3 separate regions of the Mus musculus genome follow, and all the other regions are linked to region 2. The links are chromatin loops, found by intact Hi-C in ENCODE. Cell type or tissue: heart. All regions are shown on one strand. Each heading gives the region's core, and the rest is flanking DNA. Links, peaks and the distances in the headings are about the cores only.

Region 1 (8,033 bases), core at 1,471-6,470, 110 kb after region 2:
CTTTGCTCAGCCTGACCCAATGGCGTCTTTAAATTAAGGCTGTACTCTTCCCATACATTCAACCTAGGCAACGAACTCCCAGGTGACTTCCAGAGAATACACTGCAGAAGAAGAAAGCAAGACAGAGACTCCTCCCTGGCAGGCTTCTCCAGGAACCGCAGCATTTAAATAAAAACCACAATCCTAGTGAGAAACACAGAGGGTGGGGTGAAGAAGCATCCCTCACAAAGTACCGCCTGGGACTCCCAGCTTTGCAAGACGTGACACGGCTCCATCAAAGGATAATCCCGCTGTCTTGGGCAGGCAATGGGAGACATTTTAATGGGAGGGGATGGACTTCCACAGGCTGTATCCACAGAGGGACTCACTCGGGTGAAGAAGCAGGCATGTGACTCTGATCTCCAGCTCAGAAGTTCACACCCACGGAGGTGTCCGTCATGAGCATGGATTTCTGTACGTCAGTGGCTAATTGAGACCACCCTTCCCCATTATCCAGGACACAGAGAAGGATCTTCGGGGCCTGGTGCCTCGGGAGCCGTGCAGTCAGCCCCGATATTAACAAGTTTAAACTGGGTCCAGTCACCAGAGAACTAGGAGTCTGAGAATGCCCAGGCACGCCCTGCAGCAGAGCTGGAGGGAGAAGCCAGCTGCTGCTGCTGACCAGCCCTGAACTAGAGCTTCCTGGAGCTAGAGACAAGGGTCAACTACTTCATCCATTCAGCTAGCAAATAGTTTATGGAAAGGCCTCTATGTGTTAGGCCCTGTATAAAACACCCAGACTAGAGAGAAGCCTAAAACCCTGTTCCTGACCAAAAAAGATATAAATAAATAAAAATAAATAAATAAATAAAAGAACTTCATGAAGATTATTAACTCAGGAGGTTGAGGGTTTCAAAAGAAAACTGCCTAACTGACCATAGCCCACTCCTACTAAACTCTAAGTGGTGTAACGGATGGCCAATTACTCAAGTTCGCAATTACCCAAGCTTATGAGCTAGAAAAATACAAAAGACAGTGGACTTCAGACTAGAATGTCAGGAGGCATTTGCCAGCCTAAGAGCTAGGCAGAGTTTGTGGGGTTGTTTGTTTGTTTTTTGGTTTTTGTTTGTTTTTTGTTTTTTGTTTTGTTTCATTTTTTTCCCTCCCGCATACCCTCCAGCCAGCAAGGAAACTTAAGAGTTCATCTCCTTCACGGAACTGCTTTTCTATCTCACAGACAGGAATCCAGAGAACCCTTGCCAGAGGGCTTCAGATCTGATCCGAGAGATTCCCCAGGTAAAAAGACTGACTGTAACCAGGGGACTTCACAGACTCGTCACTTTAAAATTCAAGGGGGGGTGGGGGTGTGCGAGAGCAGGTTCTCCAGGTAGGAGAGTTTGCTGCTATTGCTGAAGACCAAGGTTTGGCTCCCAGCACCCACATTTGGTGGCTCATAACAACCTTTAACTCCAGCGCTAGGGTGTTCAAACCCTCTTCTGGCCTCTGTAGGCACCTGCACACATATAACATGCACACACATGTAGGTTCCACCCCACCCCCACACATAAAAATAAAAATTCTTAAGGGGTCAGAGAAACAACTCGAAGTCAAGGACACTGCTCTCCCACAGGACCCTGGTTCAATTCCCAGCACTCACACAGAGGTGGCTCCCAGCCATCTGTAACTCCAGTTCCAGAGGATCCAACACACTCTCTGACCTCCATGGGCACTGCACACACACACACACACACACACACACACACACACACACACACACACACACGCAAGGGAGGGAGTAATTTAAAATAAATCTTCTCTTAGAATCTTTTTTTAAAAATTCAAAGCAGAAAAAAAAAACGATTTGATCTCAACTATCAACCATAGATATTAACAAAATGAAAAAAAACAAGAGATAAAAAAAAAACAACACTGTTTCCAAATCATAAATTTATGCCCATATTACTAGTACTGACAGGGAGTTCTGCGGCACTATGTATAATTTCAAGTAAGAACTTTCAATCAAACGTCTGTAGGTTCGTATCCAGGTCGATGTCTTGAAAGTTGCATTTGCCTGGCACTAAAAGAGGGCTCAGCAAAAGCAGGCTCCTGGTGATATGAATTATAAACAAATGTCATTTAGTGAAAAGAAAGGAGACCAGGAAGGGAAGGGCCCAGCAGGATCAAAGACAGTATTCAGTGACCCACAGGCTTGGACAAGGCTAAAAGTTCCAGAAGGCTACACTGAAAAAAAAAAACCCTACAGCCACTTCCAAGTCAATTGATAAGTTAAATTCTGATGATTAGAAAGCTGGAAACGCAAGGCCCTGGCTACAGGTTGTGAGTTTTTTCCTCCGTGTCTTGAGTAAAGCTTATTTCGTAGTTCACCACAGGATTCATGCTAAGGGAATTCTGATGGACAACTTACAGGTGCACAGAGGTTCACGTACATTCCTTCCATACACTCCTGGTCTAAGCACTTCTGCTGAGAATTACCGGGCACGCACCATCCCAGCAAAACTTGAATAGGCCTGAACACAGCTCTGAAGTCTAGACCAAATCACTGGGCCCTTTGTTTAAACAGCATTAGCTTCATTATATCTGCATACCAGCCTGTCCTCTAGCCCTCTGGCTTGGTTCTGGGTGGCCCCTGGAGCTTGGCACTCTTGAGATGCCCGTGTGTCTGGTCCCACCCTCTTGCAACCCAGAATGCCAGCAAAGTCCATTTTTAAATTCTCTCACAAGTTTCACAACCACAGGTTTGAGTAAGGAGTTTGCTGACATTAGACTAAAAATATGAGCTGCAAACAAAAGCCATCTTTTACCAGGACTGGCTGGGGTGTCCGGGTAGCACAAGACCATATTCTTGGCAGCCAGACCTCCTTAACAACTGTTGTGAGCCCCAAAAGGAAGAGAGGCCAGTCTGTCCCTGCGCTGTCAAGGAATCCCTGCCTGTTTGATGCAAGGAACAGCTTTACGGCTCTGTCTGGCTTGATGAATTCGCGGCTGAGTCTACTGAAAGTGTTAGCTATACACGTAAAGAAGGCGGGAGGCAAAAAAAAAAAAAAAAAAAAAAAAAAAAAAAAAAAACAGCCTTATTTCCCTGGAAAGATACGTGTTTCCACCCCACCCCCTTCCTCCCTGCTATTAGGAAAGGAAATGATTATTGTAGCGACTCTGAGGAGTCAAAATATGTCAAGGTGACCCAGTACAGGTCTATTGATCCAGAAGAAATGGGGAAAGGGGTTCCCAAGTCTAAGGCTGGGTGGCCACATACAGAACCGTCTTAGAAAGTCCTACCTGTTGGGCTTCTAAACCATGCAGCACAGCCCGGCCAGAGCACTCCAGGGCGCCCCTCTCTTCTCTAGCACCAAACTTTCCTTCTGGACCCCCGGGATGAGGGGTGCCTAGGCCCTGCCTATCCTGATAGGAGACTTGGTATTTAGCCTAAGCCAGAGAAGACGTGAGGAAGGATTCGTTCCTGTGCTGCAGAAGTCTCTAAATGCTCAGAACCCAAGAAGAAGGGATGAAACTGCACAAAGTATCTCCAAGAGCTTTGATGGTCAAAGTGCAGCCCAAAGGCTCTGGAGTTCCTAGCTGGGGGGTCTGGGGCCAGGAGATGGTAGACCAGGCCCAGGAGCAACAGCTGCAAAGTCACCACCGTGCTGGACCCTGGGGTGTTTTCGCAAAATATCTCCCCCGATGGAGAGAAGAGCAGGGAACCTACCCACTCTGTCCCCACACCTGCTCTGCTGCTGAGCTTGGAACACGTGGTAGCTGGGCTTGGGGCTTCCCAGGCGGCTGCAGGGACTCACTACCCAGCCGGGGCGTGCACCACTCGCCCGGGGGTCCCCAACCAGGAAGAGGCAGCGCTGCCTGGCGCAGAACAGCCGGCTGCCAGCGCCTGCTTCACCTCAGCCCTCAGCAGCAACCCGGACAGAGTTTTGTAGTCTTCCCATCAACCCGGGCAGCTTCCAACAAGCCCTACCTTTCTATGCCACCTAGCCAATAGACAAGACACAAAGAAAAAAAGAAAAGAAAAGAAAAGAAAAAGGAGGCAACAACACGCGCCGCTGTCTCTCCTTGCAGTCTCAACCTCTAGCCTGGAGATGGGAGGAAGAGGAAGCGCACCTTCTCTTCCCATCCCAACTCCGTGACCCGCGGATCCCGGCAGTAAAGAGCCCCGAAGAGGCCGAAGGGAAGAGGTGAGGTTGGAAGAAGCAGAAAGCAGAGCGAGAGAGGAGAAAATATCCAACAAAACCACGCTAACGCGCCCCCTACCTGGGTGCAACATACTTTGGAAATAGAAGATGACCAAGATAAAGGATCCGAAGCAAGTGGCCAGCACCATCCGGCAAATTCTGTTCATCCTCATCACTTCCAGCAGCGCCGGCTTCATGGCTTTGTCCTGGCCGCGGGGACCCGGCTGTCCGGGAGGCGCGTCCCGAGCGCAGAAGCGGGGACCCCGCCGCGGGGGTACCAGCACCGGGGAGGCTCAGAACAGAGCTGGCTGGGCTCCGGAGCTGGCTCCCGCTAGCTTCACCGAGGCTCTCCGAGGCCCCGACTCTGGTCTAGAGGGTGAAAGGCGCAGGAGTTGGTGTGCAAGTGTGAGGATGCGTGGCTCCGGCCGCGCGCTCCTGCCGGTCCGCCTCGCCTCTGCTCGATGCTCCGCCGCCTCCTCTGCTGGCGCCTGCGGCCGCCGCTGCCTCCTCACGGGCCGGGCGACCGGGATGCGAGAAGGAAGGTGCCGCCGCCGCCGTGCACTGGCCTCTGTGACTGTCCAGGCCCCCCTCCCTCCCTCCCTCGCCAAAAGCTACTTCATTGCGCTCCAGTGATCTATATATTCCAGGGCTGGGTTTTACCAAACGCAACTCGCAGCCCCCGGCGAGGGGAGGGCGCCGGCGAGCGGGGAGGGCGGGGCCGCGCCGGGGCGGAGCGTCGCCTCCCCCCGCCCCTACCCGAGACGTGGTCGCGTCCAGCTGTTTCCCGGGGAGTCCGGAGTGCGCAGCACGCTCCCGCAGGGTCCCAAAAGCCCTCAGTCCCTGGGCGGAGCTGGGCCGCTGTCTCGAGGTTGCGTGAACGTTTCCATGACACAACCGGGATGGGGGAAAACCATGAATAAGATGCTGTAGTGCTGCCACCCGTTCTCCGGTGTGGCGAGAAGCAGGTTAGGTGACAGAGGCAAACAGGAGCCCTGCTGACACGCGACCATTTACAATCCCTGGGCGGTTTAGCAGGGGAAGTTGCCCCACGCTCCCCTAAGAGCGGATGCCCTTCTCATACTGATCAAAAACTGGGCAGTTCCGTTTTTCTTTCAAAGGACAGCTCAGCTTGAGGGCTGCTTTTGCAAAGAGGTTAAAGAGAGCGGACTTAAAGTCAAGGTTAGGGAAACTGTTCCGGCATCCCAGGATCTGGTGACTGCCGCTGCTAGCCTTTCTGACACGTGCCCTCACCCGCACCCCTCGGGGCAAAGCGGGTTTGTAGCTTTTAAAACTGTTTCACCAAAAGGTACAGCTTTCTGTAATTTATTCGAAGTGTATGAGAATCAGTCGGACGGATGTGAAAAGACGCCCCTAAAAGTCCAACAAAGTGTTGGGAGTGGAGGCTGGGAGGGGGAGATCCAAGCCAGCTTAGCCTTGGCAGGTAGAGAGAAAGATGGCGCTGCTTACCTGCATTGTGTAAAATGTTGTTAAATGCTCAGCTCCATGCATTTGGGTGGCCAAGGATCAATAAGGTGGACGCGGGTCAATGATAAGGAGATCACTTTTATGCCAGGAAAGCAGGGTTATTGTAAAGCCTGACCTTTCTACTTTACCATTAAATGCATTTACAGAATGCTGGATTCCATAAGACATTGTACCTTTGAATGTGTCTCTTCACAGGGGCACTGATAAATTCTTGTCGAATCTGAATGTAATGGGCCTTATCCTCCCCTCACATTTGACAGACTCACAAGTTGCTTTCTGATACATGTATCCAGAAACGCCTCCAAACCTCCTCTTCCTTCTCCTGAAGTTTTCCCTTCAGCAGAGAAAGTCCGCAGGCTTCCTGTGATTCAGACAAGAGTCAATTACAGGGAGATATTTATGTAGCCAGTATTATTTTGCTGCTCCTTTATGAATGAGTTGCTTGCTGAGGTGGCCGAGATATACATGCTCCAATACAAGCCACTCCCCAGGGAGTCCCCACATGATGTGAGTAGGCACTGCTGTATAGTCTCCTCCTAGTGCACTGGGTGGGAGGATGGACCCCTTGTAGGGGCATATCCCCCAGAGGGCCTGCAGGGCTGCTCATTACAGGCGTGCCATTATCTTCTTTAACCAAAGCACGATGAAGAGGGATTTGCATGCCTTTCATTCCATCATCTTTCTGCCCAAGGCAGAAAACCACACTGTTGAGCCTGGACATTCATAATAAGCCAGTTTGGGTAGTCACACACCCAAGGAAGACGTGAGAAATGTGAGTCTTTGGGGGTTTTGGAAGATTGAGTTGAACCATGTGCCGGAGAAGGACGGAGAGCCTTGCCAGGTATCCATGCTTGCATCCTCAAAATCTGGGTTGGCCCAACATACAGAATCGGAAGAGGCTGTGCCAGTGACTTGCCACGTCTTCCAGGAAGTATCCCCTAATTTCTCACTGGGCTTCTCTTTCCTCCTCTGTGCTCCAGATCCGACCCCACCTCCAGCCACTGTGCCCTATAGACAGAACTCTCCTGAAGGATCAAGGTGACTTCCTCTCCCTCCATCCCACTCTGATACCCAGTACAACTGGCACACAGCGGGTGGAAGTCACAAATGGCGAGGTATTTATCTCTTAGACTAGGAAGGTAAGGTAGAACCCTCTCAGGTGTACGGTCATAGCCAATGGCAACAGGCTATGACCCTGCTGTCCACAGCATACTTGTAGTCAGTGGAGAGGTTCTGATTCTTAGTCCCATGTCAAGCTGTAAACTTACCAACTGCAAAGGAAGTCTCCACTTTCTTTCTGTCCCTGGTCTAACAAAAACTTATTTCCCCTTTGCCTGTGCTACCTTACTGACATTGACAAGAAAAAGGACAATCAACTGATAAGATGTGGAGAAAAAAAAGAAGATTGTATCTTTTCAGTGATGACCCAAAGTAAGACGACTGCTTCTAAAGCCAGGCTTTGGGCTTTGGCTTTAGCTCAGTGGTAGAGCTCTTGGCTAACGTGCATGAGGTCCTGGGTTCAGTCTCTGCTCCAGCGAAATAAAATAAGTCAGCTTTGTTTTCCCAACATATCTGTTAAGACAGGCACGGTTCTATGGCAATGACAGAGAATCCCTACTTTTGGTGCCTTAAAGCACTTGGGCTACACCAACAGCTGCTGTTTATCTACTGCGATGGGCAGCAGGGCTGTACCTTGGATGTGTCTTGCAGACGAGGTGAAGCAGCATTACTAGAACAGAGATTCTCACCCCTCCTAATGCTGCAGCCCTTAAATACAGCTCCTCATGTTGTGGTGATCCCCAACCATAAAATTATTTTTGTTGGAACTTCATAATTACAATTTTGCTACCGGTATGAATTGCAGTGTAAATATCTGTGTCTCCCGGTATTCCAAAGCAGCCCCAAAAGGGGTTGCAACTCAAAGGCTGAAAGATGTTGTTCTAGAATGGTGCCCTTTGCAAGGCTTGAGAACAGGGAACATCTCACTAAATAACTAAGTCATCTTAGCCCTCAGGGGGTACATGGGGTTTCTGAGCTTCATTTATTGGCCAGGACCTGTCACAAGGCTGCCTGGAATCACACCTAGGTCAGGAAGTGTGGTTCTCCTATGAACCACAAGTGGAACATGTGTGGGGAGCCGCCTTCCTGCGACTGACTCGGCTGGCTCTTCAAATCTTGTTTCTGTCATTTCTCTAGACCCCCCTTTGCCCTGGGGTGGGGGGGGGGGTATTGTTAGGGATGGCACTGAGCTCAGTACTGTGCTGGGACCTGCCTTGAACACTTTCCAAAAACAAAAATGCACTTGCAGGATTGAAAGTCTAGCATGGCCTGGGAGAAGGGGAGCTGATGGAGCAGAAAGTCCTACATATG
Region 2 (8,033 bases), core at 1,818-6,817:
TTACTTGCTTACTTAATTTTGAGACAGCCTCTCAGAGTGCCCTGGCTGCCTCATACTCTGTAGGTGAGGATGGCCTTAAACTCCTGATTCTCCTGCATCAACCTCTCGAGTGCTGGGACTACAGGCCTACTCTACCACACTTGGTTTCCATGGTGCTAGGGATCAAACTGAGGATTTAATGAATGCTAGACGTGCTCTGTACAAAACTAGCTGCATCCCCGCCCAGTCTGTCTGTCTGACTGTGACAGCCTTGTCTCCCTCCATCTTATGGTTTATGACACACAGTGTATCTGCCTAGAGAGTCCAGGACAACCTGACCTTAAAACTCCTCCTTGTGGCTGCCCCTTAGTCACAGTGAGCAGTATACTCCCGTGATGTGGGAGGGCATTCTGCCCACCAAGGCTTGGAAAGTCATCAGCCACAGACCTTGGGTTCTAATGACCGGCGTCTAGGTCAGGGAAGGCACGCATGCCCGCCTCCCGTTCCCTGAGGGCGTAAGCAGCCCAGGGTTCTTGAAGGCTGCTCAGCTTTTGATTCTCCCTAGGGTCCTCTGCCTCAGCATGGATGAAGGTGCCTCCCAGACAGTTGTCTGTGTCCTGTAGCTTTTGTCCAGGATCCCCCGAGCAAAGCCTGAGGTCAGGAGTGAAGGGCTTTCCAAGGTTTGTGTTGGATTTGGACAAGCGGGCAAAAAAACGGAAGGGGATCCTGATAGAGACAGGGCTCTCTTAACTGCTGGCTCGACCACACCTGCGCAGTAATTGGATGACAAATGGCAGCAGTTTGCCTGTGTTGCTTTCAGCAAGGCCTTATCTTAATAAGATGCTTATCCTGGGCTCCCCTCTGCTGTAGTTATAGCATCATAACCAAGACAGACAGACAGACAGACAGACAGACAGACAGACAGACAGACAGAGATCTCACTGATAACTTTCCCACCCTGCTCAGAGAACTCAAGCTTGAATTTCTGCAGTGTGTGTGTGTGTGTGTGTGTGTGTGTTTATTTTAAGGTAGGATCTCAAATAACCCAGGCTATCTCAAACACACAATGTGACCAAGGGTGGCCCTGAACTTCTCATTCTTTTGCCTCCACCTCCCAAGTCTGGGGATGGCAGGTTTGTACTATGCTATGCCCCATTTTATGTAGCGCTGGGGACTGAACTCAAAATTTGGTGCATGCTAGGCCAGCACGCGACCAACGAGACTACATTCCCAGCCCCTCCCTACCTTATTATTAGCACAAAGAAAATCACACTGCTATGATTTTCTTCATGCCAATTTTCCCTCATAACTCAAAACAACTATTTTCTTGCTCAAGGAGGAAAAACGACATTTTATTATATGTAGTAAAATGAATGAATGAATGAATGAATGAATGAGCAAGCAAGTAAATAAACAAGGGCTTTCTGTTTCTCTAGCTGGTCCTCATTAAGAAAAGGGTGAGCGAGCCATTCACTGACTACACAGCTCTCAGAGGATGCTCCTGCCCATTCCCTGGTGAGCTAAGGGTACACAGGAGGGAGGCCACTCCCGGAGGAAAGGCCTAGATCTTCTCTGCCATCTTAGCTTCTCTTTCAGGCTGCTTCCCCCAAGACCAGGAATAATTAGGTATCAGCCGCTTGTGAACTCCCCAGTGCCTCAAAGAGTCACCCGGTCTCAAACACTGGCTCATTTATCCCTGTCACAGGAAAGCAATCTCAGAGAGATGCAACTGGGTTTCTGAACCGAGAGGTACCATTCAGGGGATGCAAATCACAAGCGTGGCCAGTAGGAGACCGAGGGGGACGCGGGTACAGTTGGGGGTGGGGGGCTAGGCTGTACCTTTGAAGGACAAGTCTCAAGACAGCCTTTAAGTCTCCTCGTTTTTCTAGCATGCAACTTCCCTACAAATCAGGACGTGATCTGCAAGCAAGCCCATCAGCCCGGGAATACGGGGCCTTGAGAACGTCAATCACAGAACTGCCGAGCTGCCTGCTGAGTGCATGGCTGAGCTCGCGCTGTAGTAAGAGAGGGAGGGGTCTTTCCATTCACATTGTCCCTACGCAGTGGGTGAACTAGGTTCCTTCTCAACCGTCTTTCTGGTTGCTGTTGAAGGAGAAACTAGAAATGTCCCATTGACAAAACCCATGGGTCTCTGTGTTTCACTTTTCTCTCCAGAGGAACAAATGGACGTTCTGTTTGGTTTATGGTGTGTGTGTGTGTGTGTGTGTGTGTGTGTGTGTGTGTGTGTGTCTGGTGGTTGCTATCAGGTACCTTCCTCTGGAATTCTTTACCTTATTTAGCCTCAGGGCTTTCATCGAACCTGAAGCTCACAGATTCTGTAGGACTACAGGCCAGTGAGGTGCGGGAATCCTTGTTTGCCTACCTCCCCGATGCTGGGATTGCAACACAGGGCACCACACCAAACCCCACACCTACGACACCACAAGACACACGAAACGCCAGCTTTCTTTTTAACCCCCTTCTTAAAATCAATGTGATAGGGATCTGAATTCAGGTCCCTCATGCTTGTGTGGCAAACACTGCCCAACCAAGCGTCTCCCTGGACCTTGTTTGTTTAGACACGGGGTCTCCTGTAGCCTAGGCTGGCCTCAGGTTCCACAATGATAACTTTCCATTTCTGAACCCTTTGCTTTCCCCTCCCAAGGGCTGCGATTACAAGTCTGTACCACCATGCTGTCGTTCCTGCAGAATTGGGAAGCAAACCCAGGGCTTTGTGCCTTGTCTGTGTGAGTTAGCCTTGCCGCTCATTCGCTCAGCTAGCAACTATGCACAGCTTATACAGAGCCAGCGCTCTCACCAACAGAAGCCCAGTGAACCCATTACTAACCAGGGCCACAGACCCTCTCTGGATGGACAGCTCAAGGCCTGGCCTGCCTGCAGCCTGCTCGGGCTTGCTCTCACTGGCAGGTCCCTCCTGTTAATGAGGGGACAGACCCAGAACTCTCCATCAGCACCACTCTGCCAACACCAGTACTGGTAGGGCTTTACCAGAATGGAAGATGGCTGCCAAACCACCTCCATTGACATCTGAAGAACAAGCAGAACACGGAAATAGGCCCTTGTGGGCAAGGAACATGAACCAAAAAGAAACTTACACATGGTTACTATGTCTGGGCCGGGAATGCTCAAAAAAGGAACATCTAAAAACAGCTGCCTAACATTTTTATTTTTATTTTAGGAAACAAAAAAAAGTTCCAAACCCATAGAAGTGCTAGCTTCCTGCAACTTCCCTGAGTCAGACATTGTCTCTAGCCTCCGCAAACACACTCTTGGCTTGGGAGTGCTCAGTCTAGCTCAACAAAGTGCCTGTGTGAGTCTGAGGGAGAGTTAGCCAAGCCAGGAAGGGGGACTGTACTTGTAGGCTCCCTCTCCCATTTTTTTCCCTGAATCCACCCACTGGGGACAGAGGTATTCTGAGGACCCTATGGGAAGACTTTAAAGTTAAAAAAAAAATACTGGCTGCTAAACTTGGCTGTATGTTATGCTATTGTTCTGAGGACTTCAAAGAAATCAGCTCATTCCATTTTGGAACAACTCAGAGATCTAGAAACTGACAGCACCCCTAACACACACACACAGAGACACACACACACACTTTACAGATTAAGAAACTGGGGCTCAGGGAGATTAAAAAGAGTACCCCGAATTCCCTTACCAGGGGCATCTGGCTTTACCAAGTCTTAACTGCTGTGTGACACAGTGTGGTTAACTGAGGTTAAGTAATTCATTTCCGGTTTCCAGATGAGGAAATCAAAGCCCCGGCCCCGGCACCGCCCCCGAGATCCTGAATTCCCTCTCAGGTGGTCTGGTCCTGCCAGTGACAGGAAGAGTTAGAGCCCGATGGAGTTAGAACCTGGGCTCCAATGCCCTCACCTTCAGTTAAACTGTGCTGTGGAAGACCTGTCATCGTGGCTGGGTGGCTGGTAGGAAGGGCACAGCGAGGGCTGTCACACCCCAGGTACTCATTCTTTTCCAGCCTGCACTTAGGCTCTTAGAGGGTCATGCACAGGCCCCAGCCCCAGTGCAGAGGGACTCTTCTTCCCTGAACCCCAGAGCCCTGGCTAGTTTTATATCAATTTGACACAAGCTAGAGTTGTCAGGGAAGGGGAGCCTCAAATGAGAAACTGCCTCTCTAAGACCCAGCCATAGGCAAGCCTGTAGGGCATTTTCTTAATTAGCGATTGATGCTGGAGGGACCAGCCTTTGTTCCTGGTGGTCCTGGGTTCTGTAAGAAAGCAGGCTGAGCAAGCCATGGGAAGCAAGGCAGTTAGCAGTGCCCTCCATGGCCTCTGCATCAGCTCCTGCCTCTAGGTTCCTGCTCTGCTTGATTTTCTGTCCTGATTTCCTTTGATGATGAACTGTGATATGGAAGCATAAGCTGAATAAACCCCTTCCTCCCCAAGTTGCTTTGGTTATGGCGTCTCATCATAGCAATAGTGACCCTAACTAAGACACATGTGTCTGGTCACATGCTGAGCTCACAGGACCCAGGAAAAAGCAGCTGTGTTCAGAACCTCAATACCTCATATTAGATTTTGAATGTGAAATGTCCACAGTAGGCTCCTGAATTTGGGTACTTGGTTCCCAGCTGGTGGTACTATTTTGGGGGGTGGGGTGTCTGTGGGAGTTTTAAGAGATGGGGCCTCACTGGAGGAAGCGAGTAGTTTTCAGAAGACAGGTCTCGAAGTGCAGTCTGGCAGGGTTTCCAGCCAAACTATCCCCGCTTTCTGTCTGACACCCAGATGTTATGAGCCAGTGGTACCTCCAGCCACCATGCCTTCGGTGGCCGCTTGATAGGCAGTATCTCCTAAATTATTAGAATAAATGAGAAAGGTACCTAATTCAATGCACACTGAAGAGTCCCTGCCAATGCCTAGCTAGGAAGCCAGCTAGGTTCCAGACACACAAGACACAGTCCCTTTCCTCTAGAGGGCTCTTTACCTCAAGAAGCCAGTGCAAATGACCCAGGGACACACCAGTAAGCAATGACAGTGATGTCACTTCAATGGCCACATGGTCCAGTACACAAAATTGATTCCAGACAGCGTAAGGAAATCAGAACACAGACTCCCTTTGGTTTTTTGTTTGTTTGTTTGTTTTTTTACCAATGACAGGTAGAAATGATATTTTGAGAGCCTTGGGCTGGATAAAACATCTGATTAAAATGTATTTCACCTGTTTGCTTTGTAGCTCTAGGCTAACAGAAAAATCTCCAGAGGAAGAAAAGCAGGAAGTGTTTCCCAATGGAGGGCGCTTCTGAATGAGCAGCAGGAGCAGCAGCAGCAGCAGCAGGAGCAGCAGCAGCAGCAGCAGCAGCAGCAGCAGCAGCAGCAGCAGCAGCAATAGCACATCACGCAAACAAGCCTGGCCTGCCTGCCAGGTGCCCAGAACTCTGTATGTTTTCAAACGTAAGTCTGAAAAAGCTAAAACCTTTGCATGTTTTTTTTCATTCCTATTTTATAAGCAAACTCTCCAGTGTTGAGAAACATGTAGCCGCTTGCCTGAGACCTCCAGTGCCCAGGGTGCGTCCAGGGAGGACGAGACCCCTCCCCTCATTCCCTCATTCCCCGCCACACACACATACAGAGCAGCACCCACAGAGCTTGACAAGAAGCCAGGCTCTGGTACACTTGGCCTCCATCTGAGGTCAAATTCCAATTGGCCCAGAAGCTGCCCGCGTTGTGCAATTTACAGAAAAATCAAATGATGAAGAGGCCTCTCCTAATTGAGGGTAATTCAGGAAATAACTCTTGGTAAATGGCAGCTTGTCCAGCTGTGTTACCGTTTGGCAATGGCTGAGGTCACTCCGCCATCCCAACGCTGCTTCTCCTACTGGAAATATGTCAGGTTCTGTTCGCACAGAGAGCCACAGAAAAATCCCAGTAGTTCCAATCACTTCCTCGCCATATTTCCATAGATCGTGTCAAAGAAGGGGGCGTTCCTGAATCTTCTGTGTCTGAAACAGAACAATGGCCTACAGAGGCAGCAAGAGTTAGCCACCAACTCACAGGTAGCACGCACCACCTCAAGAGGGAGGGGCTTCGTTAACTCCCCCATTCCCAAGGTGATCACAGAGGGGGCTTGTGGCAGACACACCTACAGGAGCTTTTCAAACTACGCCTCTGTGTCTGCTCACTGTCTAGGACCTGTGTGCAGTGGACGTGTTTGTACATAGACTGTTCACGGAGACAGAGGCATTCGTGGTCTTGGAAATGGGTGTCTCTAGCTCGAAAAAAAGCCTGAGATGCGACATAAATCAAAACAGACTGTGCGCTTAGTGAGTGACTCCTAACTCTGTCCTGATTTGAGTGTCCTCAGAGGCAGGAAGCCCCAGAGATGCCCGTCTGTGCACCCTGAGTTCTGAGTGCAGGTGTGCGCTGCTGTGCTCCACCTTCTACCGAGTTGGGGGGGGGGGGAGAGTGAACTCAGACCCTCCTACTTGTGAGGCAAGCCTTTAACTGAATGAGCCTTTGGAATGTGAGGTCTTTGACTTGCAGAAACCTGCATGACAGGCATTTTCCTCTAATTCTCTACAGATGAGGAAGCCCAGGTTTGTGGAGGAGGTCCGGTAATGGCCGCAGGTCATATACCTGGGTTAGCATCCCTCAGTTCTTTCAAGCATCCAATCTTCTCCTATGACCTGAATTGCATCTCCCTCCAGGTCTCCACCTGTCCTAGCTTGATTGGATATGTGACCGGGTAGCTTTTTGCTTGAATATAATAGAGCTGCTAACCATGGCAAAAAAAAAAAAAAAAAAAAAAAGACAGCCCACTGTCCCTGGCTTTGTAGAGATCCTCGCTGGCCTAATGTCATTTGCCATGAATAATGTAGCACTCAAGAGACTGCTATAGGTAGGGACAGGTTAATGTAATATTTCGTCTTTGCTAGCCAGCTGCCATTCTGCTGGGCCAACTATCGGTAATAGCCCTGCAGAAGGAGCCAGTCTACAACTAAATCAATCCCTCTTTGGCTGGTGGACAGCTGTTGGGTCAAAGCAAGATAATGAGACAGGCTCATCATTTACCAGGTGGCTGCTAATGAAGAGATTAATGCAGCAGAGTTAGGGCTGAACAATGGCTGCCCTTTCTGGCCTTCCTAGGCAGGTACCACCCCCAACATTCTCTGCAAACAGCAAACTGCTGAAGCAGACAGCCTCCCCCTTCCTGATTATTTGGAAGATGCAACTGATCTCTGGAAACCTCATCTGATGTCTGGTCCTTCCCCTTCGCTTACTAAAGGACAGGCTGGGGTATTCCTTTCAAGGGGGAACTTGTCCCAATGTGTTATCTGGGGCACAGTTTCTGTGGGTAGCTGCAGAAAGCAGGGACCCTCTTATCCTTAGGACAACATTTGCCTCCATATGGAAAGACTTCAAGCCTGAGTGTATTGTTAAAACAAGAACACAAGATGGCCTATTCTTTAGACTCAAAAGTGTCTGTAACTGAAGGCCCTAGAGGACCCTTCAGCCCTGTGCTGCTGAACTCGGAAGCCCAGAACAATAACCTCGGACATGCTGGCAAAGTCCTAGACTGGATAAAGTCAGCCCCCGCTGGGGAAAGACCTAGGCTCCAGGCAGTTCTTCACATCTCATGCGTGGTCAAAACTGAGAGCCACTGGTTTAACACAATGCCTTCACTTTACAGACAGTGGTGCTGAGGCCAAATGTTGGGGGGCTCCAGCTGTAGAGAAGCCCTTCCACTCAACAAGCAGCTGAGTCAGAGGTACACCTGCTTCATGAATTGAGGGTCTCCCTGCGACCCCGATGCCCACCTACCTCCACTTCCTCTCTCTCAAGATGAACACTATGACCCAATCTCCCTGGGACTAAAGGCTTTTCCTGTCCCTTCCAACCAGGCTCCAGCACCTGCTGTTTGCTCTTGTCCTCTGCAATGCTAGTCTCTCCTAGCATCTTATGTGTCTTCAAAGGCCTCTTCCTCTTAAGAGTCCCCACTGTGCACAGGACTTGGGGGGAGGGGTGCTAACACTACATCTTCTCTCACCTTTCCTGCTCTCTCTCTTCTGGGACCTTTTT
Region 3 (8,033 bases), core at 1,101-6,100, 98 kb before region 2:
CCCCCCAGCCTGGTTGTTCCTGACCCTGGGTGCCAGGCAGTTATTTGCTGTGGGGATTGGTCTGTAGGGGTCCCAGATCCCGTTTGGTTGAGGATCATTCCTCCAATCACTTTACCTTCCCTCCACCCCTTGGGCCAGTCTTTCCTAAGCAGAATTTAGTATTTTGTCTGTGTATAAATCAGCAATCCTTTAATATAGACCCACATGGGTCAGGACAACTCTGAATGCAGCTTAATGCAGAATCAGAAACTTACCTAAAACATTACCAGTTTTTTGCCATGTGTGTGTGTGTGTGTATGTGTGTGTGTGTGTGATCTGATTGTGTGGCTTACTGTGTGAACTTCGTACATGAGAACATTATGTCTGAATATCAAAAGGTTGGGGGTGTGTGTGCTAGTATCTGGGAAGATGTCTGCATTCGTCCTTGATGAAGAGTCTAAGTCTTTCATGCTCTCTGCCCCTGGCAATGGGTCTGACCTTGGTGGATGCCCTGCCTTTGAGTGAGTGAACAATTCTCTCTGCACAGATGCCAGCTCCTGGAAATGGTGGTGGAGGGAAGCTGGGGACGTCCCAGACTCTCTGCTGCTCACAGATCTGCCCGAGGACAGGGGTGTACAATGGCTTGGGTCTACCCACAGGGAGCTCCACCCAGAGCGAGCTCTGTTCATGGAGACCGTGGGCAACTAAGGCTAAGCGTGTCTAAGACATTCCCACTGCCCACTGGCCTTTTTCTCACCTTGGTTTTGGAAGGCCACTCATCCTATGGCGCTGTCCCCACAGTGCTCACAGTGTGACTTTCCTGTGGGACAGGTGACTTGGACATGGTGTCTTCCCCCTGAGCTGCTGCCCTGAATATTTTGCAGGTGCTGCTGGCCAATAGCACAAGATACTTATAGCTCACCCTGCCATTTAACAGTCCCTGGGACATGCCCCACCCCCACCCCCACCCCATGACTTCCACTTTGTCATTGGCTTTATATAAGTCTAGCCCTTCTGAATACTTGGTCTACATCTGGTAATGACCAGTCCGATAGTTTTTGAAGGCTGGGCCTTTGTTTGGAAGATGGCCCAGCTTTCTGTGTCTGTTTTAGCCTGAATGTTGTCCTTTTTCTGCCGGTTCTCTTATGTTATCCCATGTTGACGATGTCTGTCAACTTGCTGGCCAGCTTCTGTCCCCATAGCTCAGGTTCGACTATTCCTGTTTCTTCCCGGATCTCCTCCTCCCCTCCCCCTCTTCCTCCTCTTCTTCCTCTTCTTCCCGCTCTCCCCTCCTCCTCTTCTTCCTCTTTCTCCTTCTCCCTCCTCCTCCTCCTCTTCTCCTTCTTCCTCTTCCTCCTCCTTCTAAATCTCAGCTCACTAAAGACACATAATACCTGTGAACTCTGGGGTCACCAGATCTGGGGTCAATCCCCTCTCTTTTGCTGTTGGGATGAGTGGGTTGTAGCAGTTGTTAACTATCCTAATCTGAATTCTTATCTGAAGAAAGCGCCCATGCCTTCGCCTTACTTGTTTCTATGGAAAGCACGGATCACCCTGCACGATTTATACTAAATTATGCACTAATGCATAAAGGTTGCTTCCCTCTTGGCCAGCTTTTCTTATGAAAACACATAGCTTGCTGCCTGGCATGATGGTTCAGTGAGCCAGGGGGCTTGCGGCCAATCCTAATGAGTTCCATCTCCAGAACTCACATGGTAGAATGAGAACCCACTCCCTCCACTTGTGCTCTGACATCCACACACAAACCGTCACACACGTAAATACAGAAAATTTAATAACAAAGGAGAAAATACATAATTTGGGGGTTGGGATCTCAGTGAGGGAAGTACGAGCCAGGCGGCGAGCCTGGCAGCCTGAGTCTGGATCCCCATGTCTCTGGTAGCTGGAGTCCTGTCCAAGTGTTTCCAGATTCTTGGCCTCTAATGCAAAGAATTGAAAATAAGGGATGGATTCGCATAGACTTGCAGAGAAGCAAGATAGCTTTATTCAGAGTGTAGATTATAGAGGGATGTCCTGTTAAAATTGACAGCAGGCCACCTGAGTGACAGAACTCAAACTCTGTTACTCTCTGGGGCTAAGGAGAGGGGCTGGTTACTAAGGGGGTTAATTTGGGCGGTTCTTTATTCTGATTGACAGGTTAGGTCATATATTCATTTTCCCCACTACACATGCCCCTTCCCATAATGCATTCTATCTTATGCACACCCAAGTATGCATAGGCATAAGATGCTAAGTAGGGGCTTCTCCCTAAAAGGTTTGAGGATACATTTCTGCTTTACTGTGCATGTAACCCAAACCAGTTCAGACCAGATCATCCCTTCTGTTCTTTGTATATAGATACACTGGGAATACACTTGAATAGAAAGTGACTAAATTTGCTTGTTACCTGGAGTGGCAAAAATCTGTGCTACTGTTCAGGGCTGTGAGCGCCTGGAACCTGATGCGAGGGGGGTGAGGAGGGTCTCCTGAGGTTGCTAGGTGCATTTTGGAGAGGAGTTAGTATATATAGCATATGCAAGTGAACTAGGTTGCAGTGTGTGTGTGTGTGTGTGTGTGTGTGTGTGTGTGTGTGTGTGTGTGTGCACGAGCACGTGCATGTGCATGCATAACCCAAAACCAAATGGGATTCCAAGCTAAACTCTCCTATACTTACGTCACCATTCAATTGTTGGCAGAGACTCACAGAGCCACTCATGAGCCTGGAATTCCCGAGCAGCCACGGTAAGATGGCAGGCAGAGACCCGAGGCTCTAAGAGCACATGTGACAGCTAGCATGGTGTGTGCACCAGTGAACAAAGAGAGACTCTTTCCAAGACAAGGTTGATGGCAAGGGTGACTCCTGAGGCAGACCTCGGACCTCCACATGTGCTCTGTGATACACGTGTGTCCAAATCCACCCACACACTTATATCCAAACACAACATGCACGCATGCGCGCGCGCGCGCGCGCGCACACACACACACACACACACTCACAGAGACAGACAGACAGACAGACATAATTTGGAAAAAGCCACATTGAAAGCAAACATTTTAAGATCCCTTGAGGCATTTGGGACGAGGGCAGAGTGGCTCTTCAGGGACCTTAAGGTCCACACCCAGAGCCCATTCTGGCATTGGACAGTTTGTTCTTTCTGTCTTCAGCTTGGTTCCAGGCAGTGGCTGTTTCTGACTTAACCCAAAAGGTAAAGGGCCTGACTAGGCCCGGCTCCTTCATGCCAATGGGAAAGATCCTGAGCCTTTGTCTTTTCTCCACCATGATGTACTATCACCTTAAAAATATTGCGGAAGAGCTGTGGGTGTGGCCTGGCCGCAGAGCACTTGGCCAGCATGCGCCTCATCCCTGGGTTCAATTCTAAATTTAGCCGTGGACTGTATGCCTGGTAGTTCCAGGAACTGGGCAAGAGGAGGTAGAAGGATCAGGAGCATAAGGTTATCTTCTGATACATAGCAAGCTCAAGCCCTGGGCTCCAGGAGAAAACAAACAAGAAGGAGGAGGAGGAGGAGGAGGAGGAGGAGGAGGAACAGCAGCAGTTCATTAATGCGGAGGTTATTTTTTATTTCCATATTTTGAATGAAGATGCTCCTTGTCTCCCTGGCACACCATACAGGAAGTATATACTTTGATTTCTTACTTGAATTTGGGTATAAACTAATTCTTCCTCTTTTTTTTTTTTTTTTTTTTGGTTTTGTTTTTCGAGACAGGGTTTCTCTGTGTAGCCCTGGCTGTCCTGGAACTCACTTTGTACACCAGGCTGGCCTCGAACTCAGAAATCCTCCTGCCTCTGCCTCCCGAGTGCTGGGATTAAAGGCGTGCGCCACCACGCCCGGCTTAATTCTTCCTCTCTTAAAAAAACCCTTTTTGTTTTATTTATCTGTGTGTCTATTATAAAATGTTCTTATTAAAAGACTGTTGGAAAGTCATACTTTGGGAAAATCTACCTCTTCTCAAGATGGGGCACTTTGCCCTTTTCCCTAATCATCTGTACCTGTCTCTTGGGGGCGAGGCCAGGAGGGAGGGCTTTGCCCACACAAGCCGCAGTCGCTGCACTTCCTGCAGTGTCCAGTTGAGGGCGCCAGTGACACCATCGGAATTTCCTACTGACTGACTGGCTGCAAACAAGCCATTCAGCACTTCTCTCAAGATGAAGCCAGGAAGGTCTTAGTCTGCTCGGCATCCCATGGACCTGCACAGTGGCCGTGAAGGGTCAGGGCTGGGTTAGATGGCGAAGTTACATTCAGTCTGCTTAGCGGGCCTCCTTTGAGGTGACTAAGCCCTGAGGTCTGGGCATGGTGTGAGCTCTTCTGCTGGTGGCAAAGACAGCCAGATGAGTGGACTCATCAGGAACCATACATGGTGTGTCTGAAAACAGAATCAAGGGCTGAGTAGGAGGACTCAGTCAAGTGCTTGCTAAGCAGGGATGAGGATGAAAGTTAGACCTCAACACTCATGTGAGAAAACAAAAACCAGGGCACAGAAGTGTGCACGCGTAATCCCAGCTCTGGGGCTGGCTAGCCTGCCAGCCTAGCTGAAACTGGTGAGCCCAGTGACTCTGTCCAAGATACAAGGTGGGTAGTATCTGAGGAATGATACTCAAAGCTGATCTCTGACGGACACACTCACACACTTACACACATATATACATACACTCATACACATACACACATATATACATTCACACACACACTCACATACTCACACTCTCACACATATACACACTCACACATACACACACATATTCACACTCATACACATACACCAATACACTCACACAATACACACATAGTACACACACTCACACACATAACTCACATATACATAGTCTCAAATACACTCACACACATACATACATAGTCACATACACATACTCTCTCACACATACATACATACAGTCACACATACACACATATTCACACACACACACACACAGAGACACAGTTTTTTAAGCAATGTAATACCATTTTGTTCAGGCTTAAGTTCAGTTCAGGGCAATCCTCCTGCCTCAGTGAGTGCTGGAATTCCGAGCTTGCCAGCCCGCCAAGTATCCCTTCCTTTTGTTTTACTGATAGCTGTTCTGTGTGGCTTTTCTGAGATTTGGGTTTTAGAAACAGCTTTCAAGTGGGATTTTGTGTGTGTGTGTGTGTGTGTGTGTGTGTGTGTGTGTGTGTGTGTGTATAAAAACATGGAAAAGTGTCCTGGCAACAAAGCTAGAAGATTCTGGGGTTTGGATAGCAAATGAGCGTGTACCTTAAGATCTGTATCTGGTGGTAATAAAGCCATCAAAGGGAATGGGGACTCTCAAGCTGGCTCCTGAGTCCATCTTTCCTTCTGGATCCCCCCCCCCCCCAGGTGGCCGTTCTCTTCCCATTTCTGTTATATCACGATGGACCCGAAAGCTCTCTTTTTTTTCTACACAATTCTATTACCTGAATCAGGAACCAAATAAATGTGCTTATCACTTAACCACCTCAAGTATTATGTTACAACAACAGAAAGCAGACCAAGACAATGCCCAGCTGTGGTGTTAACTATCAACTTGATGGAGATTTAGAGTCACCATGGGAACAAACCTCTCGGCATGTGAGAGGTGTTTTCAGACTGAGTTAATTGAGATGATACGGCCATTGTGGGCAGCATCATGCCCTGGGCTGGGATTCTGAACTGAATGAAAAGGAGAAAGTGAGCTGAGCACCAGCCTTCATCTTTGAAAGCCTCCTGGCTGTGGATGCGAGGTGACCAACTGCCACACCCTCCTCACCAAGACTTATGGATCTCTCACACCGTGAGCCAGAACAGGCTCATTCCTTAAGTTGTCCCAGTCACAGGAAGTGATGTGGCGCATCAGAGAGGAGCAGAGGTGAGTCTGCAGATCAGCTCTGTGGTTTCCTAGTTGCAGGAACGGACATCTGCTCAGAGGGAGACATGGTCTAGTGCCAGGGTGTAGGCTGTGAGGATTGGCTCTGCCACCACCCACGGGGGGGGGGGGCTTTATTTCCTCGCTCTTGACACAGAGGCAGGACCACACTAGCCAGAGAATCTTCCAGTGTGCGCAGAGACTTCTAGAGAAAAGCAGAATGAAGCAAAGTTTCCATTCACCCATTTAACAAGGAGGACCTGGCCACTGGGGGCAAGCAAGCTCCACCCTGGCCACTGAGGGGAAGGGGGCTTCACCCTGGCTGGATGACTAGCAGAGTCTCATCTCCACACTCACACACATGAGCAGATCACTTGCAGGCTGAAGGGCACAGCCCACCCCACTGCACTCCCCAGTCTTTCATTAATGAACCAAAAATAGTCCACACACAGAAAACAGATTCTGGCTTTTTTTTTTTCTTCTTCAATTTAATTGAAGTTACTTAGAAAAATAATCAGGCTTGAATGGCTTTTCCTGGAGGAACATTTCACGCATCTGTTGGCAACATAGAATTCAGCTTCTTTAACAGTATAGTAAGATACAGGGAGAGAATTCTACAACAGGCCCTCCTCGACTGCATACAAATATGTAAAAAACACACACTCCACAGAGATGTTAAATTCTATGTCCATATGCTTACTGAGCATGCTCAGAAGAGAATACGGATACCACCTTTTGTACCTGATGAGAGCAGATCAAAATCTGCCTGCTGCTGTCCAAGGGTTCAGCTGTTTCTAGAAGGTCCTGTTGTCTATTCAGAGGGGCTGTTTAGCTCTGCTGGGGGAAAGCTGGGGGGTGCTGGTGGGCAAAACCTGAGGGAGTGATGGAGTCAGTCCTGCTGACAAAGAGGTGGGCCAGGATGGGACATGGGTACCAGGAGTGCACAGGCTTGGGCAATTTGTGTATGTGTGTGTGCACATTTATGTGTGCATGTGTGTGTATGCATGTCTGTGCATGTGTGTCTATGTATACCCATGTGTGCATGTCTACTGTGCATGTGTGTATGCCTATCAATGTGTGCATGTATATGTATATATGCATGTCTATTGTGCATGTGTGTATATGTATACCCATGTGTGCATGTGTGTGTGCATGTCTATTGTGCATGTGTGTGTATACATGCCCATGTGTGTATGTATACGTATGGAGGAGGCCTGGGCAGAGGAAGAGAGTAGGAAAGCAAGCAAAATTCTCTGTGGTTTTGTCAGTTAAAGCAGGATAGTAATGCAATCATTATCACATGAGCTAAGAGTCCTAGGGGCTTATACAATGCTCAGGAGCATTCTTGGAGCATGGGCTAAACCTGTGTGCTCAGAAGGGCTGACCAAAGAGAAGTTTCTGGTTCCCATGTTCTCCTTGTGGCTGCAGAGAAAGCCTTACTCCCAGAACCAGGAAGAAAGGGTTGTCTGAGCCCCCCTCAATGGGCTGCCCTGATTCCCAGACCAGCTGAGAAAGGCACTGGGGCAGGGGGAGGCTATAGGGACTGCAGGCAGGGACCCCTGTGGCTCATAGTCTAAACTTTCTCGATAAATGAGTACACTAAGCAGGCATGTCCTTATCACTCTGCCTGTACCTAGTCCTAAAACACAGCTGCACCTTTGAACAGTGGCTCAGAGCTGGGACGCTGGCAGCTCCCCTTTCTAGCTAAGCACAAGAGGCATGCAGGAGAAAGCTTTTCCAACATTTTTTTTTCCTCAGTAGAAAACACTTGGATTTCCAAGCACATTTCACCAATGGATGTCTTTAGCCAGGAACACAGAAACCTTTCTACACTCTACAATAAACAGTCAAGCCGATACATATTTTGAAAATTGTCACTAGGAAGTGTGAACACAAGACAGGAGAAAGACTCCCTCATTCTGGAAGCGTATTGATACACTCTCCCCAGAAGGACAGTCTTTCTCCCTGTAAGAGAGAGAAAGGGAGTAAGTACCATCTGCACACAGCACTGGACCACAGACGGAAGACAAACAGATGCGGACCATGGAAATCAACACGAATCTCCATTTAAAACTCCTGAAGCACACAGTGAACAGTTCCAAACTGTGGGTGGAAGTGAGGAGTATCCCCACGAGGCCATTATCCCCACCAAGTGGCCTTTAAGGTGTCCTTAAGCCA

Evidence for each region. Peaks named below come from ENCODE experiments on the same cell type or tissue, not always from the same donor. Only the 100,000 strongest peaks of a DNase experiment are listed, where the experiment ranks them.
Region 1: a loop joins it to region 2, with 2.6 times the contacts of the local background. A loop is called at or near these places in 15 of 42 quality-filtered maps.
Region 3: a loop joins it to region 2, with 2.0 times the contacts of the local background. A loop is called at or near these places in 12 of 42 quality-filtered maps.

What each region holds. Positions count from the first base shown.
Region 1 is chr10:82,982,207-82,990,239 of GRCm38, reverse strand. Chst11 (carbohydrate sulfotransferase 11) reads right to left here and starts at 4,743. Exons shown (of 3, transcript NM_021439.2): 1 at 4,258-4,743. The coding sequence starts at 4,375. In heart, for the core only: a CTCF peak has its summit at 4,265; a DNase peak (open chromatin) is centred at 4,959; H3K4me3 peaks cover 3,394 bases; H3K27ac peaks cover 2,560 bases; H3K27me3 peaks cover 478 bases.
Region 2 is chr10:83,096,796-83,104,828 of GRCm38, reverse strand. All of the region lies in intron 2 of Chst11 (carbohydrate sulfotransferase 11), which reads right to left. Among named protein-coding and RNA genes, the nearest start is that of Chst11, 120 kb to the right of the region's middle. In heart, for the core only: a CTCF peak has its summit at 4,934; DNase peaks (open chromatin) are centred at 3,310 and 3,752; H3K4me3 peaks cover 214 bases; H3K27ac peaks cover 198 bases.
Region 3 is chr10:83,194,190-83,202,222 of GRCm38, reverse strand. Chst11 (carbohydrate sulfotransferase 11) reads right to left here. Exons shown (of 3, transcript NM_021439.2): 3 at 6,323-8,033. Among named protein-coding and RNA genes, the nearest start is that of Slc41a2, 140 kb to the left of the region's middle. In heart, for the core only: a CTCF peak has its summit at 4,053 (motif pointing right); a DNase peak (open chromatin) is centred at 4,072; H3K27ac peaks cover 700 bases.